Linked DNA regions of Mus musculus: region 1 is linked to region 2. The links are chromatin contacts, found by Hi-C or POLR2A ChIA-PET in ENCODE. All regions are on one chromosome and are shown on one strand. Each heading gives the region's core, a stretch centred on a gene start or an enhancer-like site at or near the end of the contact. The rest is flanking DNA. Distances are from core to core; before and after follow the strand shown. Region 1 overlaps Arvcf (armadillo repeat gene deleted in velocardiofacial syndrome). Region 2 holds the start of Arvcf (armadillo repeat gene deleted in velocardiofacial syndrome).

What was found. Hi-C counts contacts between places; a loop is a spot of excess contacts on that map. ChIA-PET counts read pairs that join two places held with the same protein, here RNA polymerase II (POLR2A).
Region 1: a map of heart shows a loop between it and region 2 (3-fold over the local background). The contact joins the enhancer-like site here to the promoter of Arvcf in region 2. A Hi-C loop is called at or near these places in 14 of 37 maps with a recorded cell type or tissue (CH12.LX, Patski, T-helper 17 cell and 5 more). POLR2A ChIA-PET finds 5 or more read pairs at or near these places in 4 of 5 experiments (Patski and embryonic stem cell).

Annotation. Positions count from the first base shown.
Region 1 is chr16:18,382,565-18,385,919 of GRCm38, forward strand. All of the region lies in intron 2 of Arvcf (armadillo repeat gene deleted in velocardiofacial syndrome), which reads left to right. Among named protein-coding and RNA genes, the nearest start is that of Gm15764, 29 kb to the right of the region's middle. Within about 2 kb of position 1,870, at least 1 of the 3 ENCODE cell types and tissues checked has a DNase peak (open chromatin) inside an H3K27ac peak, as active enhancers do; it is gastrocnemius, where a contact is called at or near this core.
Region 2 is chr16:18,346,386-18,349,708 of GRCm38, forward strand. Arvcf (armadillo repeat gene deleted in velocardiofacial syndrome) reads left to right here and starts at 1,797. Exons shown (of 18, transcript NM_001272029.1): 1 at 1,797-2,071. It also overlaps a transcript of Tango2 not described here.

The DNA.
Region 1 (3,355 bases), core at 620-3,119, 36 kb after region 2:
TCCAAGATAGCCAGGACTACTCACAGAGAAACCCTGTCTTGAAAAAACCAAAAAGTATAAGAGTACCTTAATGAACTAAGAATATTACTTTACTGTTCAATGTTTTGAAATACTTAATCCCAGTGGGACAGTTGCCTTCTGAAGTTCTGTAACTTTGTCCCCTCTGACCCCTACCACCTCAGTGTATTTGTATTCGGGGTCTCACTGTGTTGCCCAGCCTGACCTTGACCTCCTAGCACCACCCTCTCACCCCCCACCCCCACCCCAGTTTTCAACCTGACCTCCTTGAGGGTTGAGTGATTGAGTGACTCTTCCACAGGGGTCACATGTCCGATATCCTATATACCAGATATTTACATTATGATTCATAACAGTAGTCAAATTGCAGTTATGAAGTAGCAATGAAAATAACTTTCTGGTTGGGGTCACCACAACATCAGGAATTGCATTAAAGGGCTGCAGCATTAGGAGGGTTGAGAACCACTGTCCAAGGCTTAAGTGATTCTCCTACCTCAGTTTCTTAGGTAGGTAGGAATGCAGGAATATGCCACTCCATGTGGCTTCCTCCACAGTCTTTTGGAAATGGTTAAGGTACAAAGTAGAGAGGCGCGGGGGCAGGGGGTGCTGGTGGCCTGCACTCTGCCCTGCCTCTGTTGTGCTGAAGGCACTGTGCAGACATGAAGCTCCTGCTGTTGCGTCACCTGAAATGCTTGCTGCATGTGTTGTTCAGTGTGTCACTTTTAAAGAATGACCACACTCTGTAGTATTTTTATTTGTTTGTTTTTGTTTGTAACGTACAGAAATGTTTCGTTCTCACAAAATCCTGCTGGTGCATCTTTATGACGAGAGAGGCCGAGAACAGCTACTTCCTAACCCAGCACCCTTGACCCTCTCCCTCCTGCCAGAGACTGCTCCCGGCCTTGGTGCAGAGTTTTGTGAACCCCACACTCCAGACCTCCTCTGATTTGTCCCCAGTCTGGGCACAGTGCCTGTCCTTTTGAGCTTGGCTAGAAGCCATTCCCAAGGTTCTGGGTACCATCTGACCTCAATGAGGACGACAAGATAAAGATGGAGTTCTCCCAAGGCTTGGCCATCCATATATAGGAAGCATGTTTCCTGTGTGGCAGAGCTGAGGGCATGAGACCAGAGCTGCTCCCAGGATACCCTCCCAGGCGCAGAGGATGGGCCTGGCACTTCTGGGCCTGCATGCAGCTCCTGTCAGGCTACTCCCTTGTGCCCTGTTCTTTTCCTGCTTGAGATGGGCAGAGTGTGGAGTATGGATCAGTAGGAGGTAAAACTGTTCCCAGTGTCTTTCTGGCCTTTGATAGGTGGCTCCTAAGGTCTCAGGCCTGGAGCCAGGCCCCCTCTCACCCCCTACTGACCCTTAAGAAATTCCTCTAATTCCTCGACCCTAATTGACCTCGGCCCTGTAATTTGCTTTTCCGGGCCAGGCCTTTGGCTGTGCTCCTTCAGAGGAGGAATGTCTGGGTCAGCAAGAAGGCAGAAAATGCTGCTTTAGGTTTCAGGGATTGTCAGCCTCCATCCCAGTCCCCTCTGATAGTGCCTGTTGCTCTCTCATAGAACCAGTGAGGGCTTTCTTTGCTGCAGAGTACACAGCCACCAGGCATCCTCTTTCTGTGGTCCCGAGACCTGTATTCTTATACCCATCATTTATACTCCCATCCTCCTGTTCTCCTTCACCCCTGCCTCTTTGCGATTGTGTCTCCCTCTGTAGGCCTGGCTGGCCTTGAACTTTCTACTCAGACCAAGATAGCTAACAGGTCTGCTGCCTCTGCCTCCAGAGTGCTGGGACTGTGCCACACCCAGCTCTCCATTTTCATTCATCCTTCCCTCAGCTCTCTGGCCCGCAGCCATCCTTCGATCTGCCTGTCTCCCATTCAACCATTTGCCTGCCTGTCAGACCGCCCATCTCCAGTGGACCCTGTGTGCCCACACAGCCGTCTTCATTCTCTTGGCACATACCCGTTCTGTCACCCACTCACACCGTACCCCTTCCATCCAGCCTCCTCCTGCCCCATCCTTCTTTCACATCTCAGTAATCTATCCTCTCACTCATCCACCATGCATCTCCCAGTCTGCCCATCCACAATCATTTCTACTCACCACTCTTACTCGTTCACTTAGCACCCACCCATCTGTTACTGCATCAGTCTGTACGACGCTACCATCTCCACTCACCTGCCCATCTCTCCACCACCCACCGGTCCCTCCCATTGCCTCTGTCTTCCTGTCTGATTTACACTTTGTCTAGCCTCCCTTTGTGCCCTGTTGCCCGGATCAGCTACCTTCTGCAGGGTCTCTGCCCTGGGCCTCTTCGTCGCGTCTGAGAGCACAGGAATGAGGCCTCTAACCCTGCCACTGTCACTCACTGCTGTGACTGTGGCTACTCTCATTTTTTTGGTTTTGTTTTTAAATCCTGCCACCCACCCATGTATGTGTGTGCATGTACAAGTTTGTGTGCTTGTGTACAAATGTAAGTGTGCATATGCCACAGTTCACATGTGGAGATCAGAGGACAACTGTGGACATCAGTTCTTGCCTTCCATCTTGTTGGAGACATGGACTCTCTCGTAGTTACTGCTGCATACACCAGGCTAGCTAGTCTTGGAGCTTCCGAAGATTCTCCTGGCTGTCTCCCATCTCCATGTAGAGCATGCTGGGATTACAGACAGTGTGCCACCGTGTCTCGTTTTCACGTGGATTCTTGGGACCAGGATTTAGGTCATGTGCAACAAGTTCTTTACCCGATGAGCCATCTTCCTGTTGTCTTGAGACAGGGTTTCACTGTGCAGTGCTCACTGTCCTTGAACCATGGAAACTGGGCTGGCTTGCCTCAAATTTGTGATAATCCTCCTGCCTCTGCCTCTTAAGCACTGAGAACGCATGCATGTGCCATCAAGCCTGGCAACCGCTGTTCTTTTGCAGTTGAGTTTTTCAAGTTTAATCTCAGTCCTGACTTTCAGCTCCCTCTTCTAGGTTCCTGGGTTCCTCTGGCATTCCTGGTATTCGTCCACACACGGAGGGGAGCCTTTGTTATTCTGTTCCACTGCATATTTTACAAGAATGTGCAGTTGGTTGCTGGACCTGGATGGGATGTTGTATGGAGCTGCTGGGTCTTCCCAGGCTGATAGCAGCCAGTGGAAAGGTCCACAGCATCACGCTTGCCTGGATGTTCCTGAGGTAATCCCAGGGATCCAGCAGATGCATAGTTGGTGTCCACCCCTACTCTAAATCTATAGCTCTGTGCCCCCAAGCTCTACCTGGGATAAGATCTTTGAAGTCTCTATTGTCAATCTTTGAAAAAAAATTCATGGTTTTGGGTTGTTTGTTTGTT
Region 2 (3,323 bases), core at 547-3,046:
TATTGGCCCTGGTAAGGAGACTGTAAGATAGCAGCCCTGAAACCTATCTGAGCTGTCTCTATCCACCCTGATTTCCTCTATGCAGCTGATGATCAGGCTCTAAAGCAGCCAGGTCTCTAAAAGGGGACATTCCTACACTGGGAGGCTATGTCTCCCTTTTGCCCTCTTCTAGCAGAGAAAAACCTGTTCAGCCTCTGTCCCATCAGCAAGTATGGGGAAGTGGTATGATCCAGAGCTATGGGGTCTTCAAGAGAGGTGCTCCAGGATGAGTACGGGCCAGGGTAGAGCTGGATTGACTAAATCCACTTCTAACTGAGGAAAGAGAGTCCCCACCACACAGCAACTTAACCAGAAAGACAGCTGTAGTTAGTAGAGAGCTGTAGTTACAGCTTTACCTAGAGAGAGCTACCTTCTTGGAAGACTCTGCTTTCTTAGAGTTGCTCACTCTGCCTTGCCAGAGCTGCAACAATATCTCAATACCAGGATGCCAAATGGTGTTCATTTCAAGTAGCAATACCAACGGATTAGTAGCAACTGCCTTGACTCTGAAAAGCTCCTGGTATCAATTTGTATTGTAGGCGACCCAGAAGTGAGCTCCTGCTCCAGGCATTTACTTTCTTTGTCTTCACCAAGCAACCCTTATTGGGTGAGCACACTGGACTCAGCATAGGTGGGTGAAATATGACCATCTGGGTAGACCCCCTACACACACAAACGCACACACACACACACACCCTGGCCTCCATTAGCACTATCTGTAAGGGGCCTTGGGAAACACCGACAGCCCAGAAGAGTTGCTCATTTCCAGTGCACTCAGGATAAGAGGCTTCTGAGCAAGCACAGGCCAGATTCATTTCCACAGTCTGCACTTCCATCTCCTGTTTATGTTACAGCATCCCCCGTGGGTCCCCTCCACTGCCTTATGTCACTGCAGAGATGTGTTTGGTGTGCTTTACCTAGTAGGGAAATATGTGTTTATCTTTTCAGGCAGTGGATAAAGCTCCTTGATATTTCTCCAAGACTCAAAGCAGGGCAGAGGAAATCGGGACACCAGGGTGTAGTGGGGAAGAGATAAACACATAATTCCCCTTTCCCGGGAAGAGGACGCTTTTCATTGCCCCGGGGAAAGAGCAGTCTCATGCAGCTGTAGGGAGTGCCCAAAGGCTCTGTAAATACAGGCTTCATAGAAGAAAAAAAGCTCTAGTTTTTCTAGAGTCTGCTTTTGCCCTCAAAATCACTGCAACCATCCCCACTTTGTACCAGCCTAGCTGACCTTGTTCGTCCTTGCTGCAGGGGTTATGGGGACAGTGAGAGAGCCCCCAAGGCTGGAAGTCCAACGACTGGGTTCACGCCCTGGTTGCCTAAAGCCTCAATTTTCTATCTGTAAAATGGGATTTATCTTTACACTTGCGGAGTGTAAGATAAATACCATTCTATGCCAATAGAAAGGAATCGACGCTCAATGTCCGGTTAACAGCAGGATACCTGGGAACTTGGGGTGGAGATGGAGACAACGCTGCTGGAATCCGGGAGTGACCGCCTGCCCTGCAAGTTCCAGCTCAGGGCCTACTATCCCCAGAACTCCTCTGAAGATGGCCGGGAGGGGGCAACTCCGAGCCTCCTGCAGCTGCTGCAGCCACAGCATTCCGGGCAGGTGTCAGGGCCTGCTCTGCTAGGGGGCCGACCTGGGCTAAGACTGACAATACCAGGAACCCAACAGCAAGCCGCAATCTCTGCACATCCATCCAATCGGTGCGGGTTGCGGGGCGCGTCTCTCTACCAATGGGAAAATTCGCAGTTGGATGGGGCGGGGCGGAGGCCTCGTCTCCGGCCAGGTCCGCTTTGCGCACGGGCAGCGGGAGGGGTAGGAGGGCTAGCCTGCTTGCTGGCTGCTCCAGTAGGGGAGGAGGAGTGTTCCCCCCCTCACCTCCTCACAAGCACAAGTTGTGGCCCCGGGAGCCACTTTCGGTGCTGGGCGCTGGAGAGGCCGCTCCCCGCGCACCGGGGGACCTGGGGACGCCTGTCTTGGGGGCGGAGGCCGCGCTGCGGAGCCGCCCACGCCGCGCGCCAGGTGAGCTCGGCCGGGTGGGCGGGGTCCGGCTGTGGGCCTGGGGCTGGACACTCGGGCCCCGGCCAGGATTAGGGGTAGGTCCTGGGGGAGCGAGCTGGTATAGTGTCTAGACTGAGATGCGGACTAAGATAGGGACAGGGTCCTGGGCTCGGACTTTAGGTCTGGGTGGGGCTCGGAAGCTGGTTCTTCTGCTCACCCGCGCTCTAGCACACGACGGGTCCCCAGAGACCCGGGTGGTTGGGGGCGGGTCCCTTTGTGCATGACCTCAGGGCTCTGTCCAACCTGGCTACGGCGCCGGCTTCAGCCTCCGGGCTGTTCAGCCTCCGGGATGAACTGGACCCAGCTCCCACAGCTTTGCCCTCCGCGAGCCACTGCAGAGCCTGCAAGCAGGGACCCGACGGCTATGGAAACTTTACCAGGACTCGGGCGGCGAGGCTGGGGAACTTCCCGGGGTGGTACGGCTGTTGGTGAGCGCAGGGTCTTGGCGATGCCAAGGGAATGTCCCTACGCAGCGACGATGCTCCTAAGGCCTCACAAAAGAGAGAGGAGGCGCTGCTGGGAATCCCTTGTCTGGTGTCCCTGCTTGAATCTCCTCCCTAGATACCCCTACATTCCTCAGTGGGACACCAGCCCTGGAGAATATGCAAGTCTGGAGTTGCTCTGCTTCAGGAGGCCTGGATACCATGGCTTTCCCCTTTTAATTTTTAAATAATTAAATGCTACTTATATTCAATATTTAACTATTTGTTTCAGTGTCAGGTATCAGTGTCTAAGGTACTAGGGGACTGTCTCTGAGGATTCAGACATTTAGAAATGATGGAAAAGAAAGAAAATGCTTCTGTTTGTGTTAACTCTTAGGCTAGACTCTTAATGTGGGCTAACAATCCGAAATGCAAAACACATGCTTACTTTTATAAAGCTAAGGGATGGAGCCATACCCAAATTGTCTTTGGGAATATCTTTTCCCTAAGTAGGACCAGCTATGCATTGAGTGCCTGTAATTCCACACTGGGATCCCCAGTCCTTCTACCTCTCTTTTGGTCCAGGACCCGGGTAGTCTATCCAGAGCAAGTGTTGCCTGCTTTGGGGAGTGTCTCAGGATCTTGAGGATATACCAGGATGTTGAAGTTGGTCCCTGTGTTCTGAGGTTAAGTTTGCTTCAGAAACAGGTGGTCTAGAGAGATATTAGCTATCTGAAAAGGCCTGAACCTACAAGTTTGTGTCATCTGAGGTATTTGATGCTTCTTGTTGT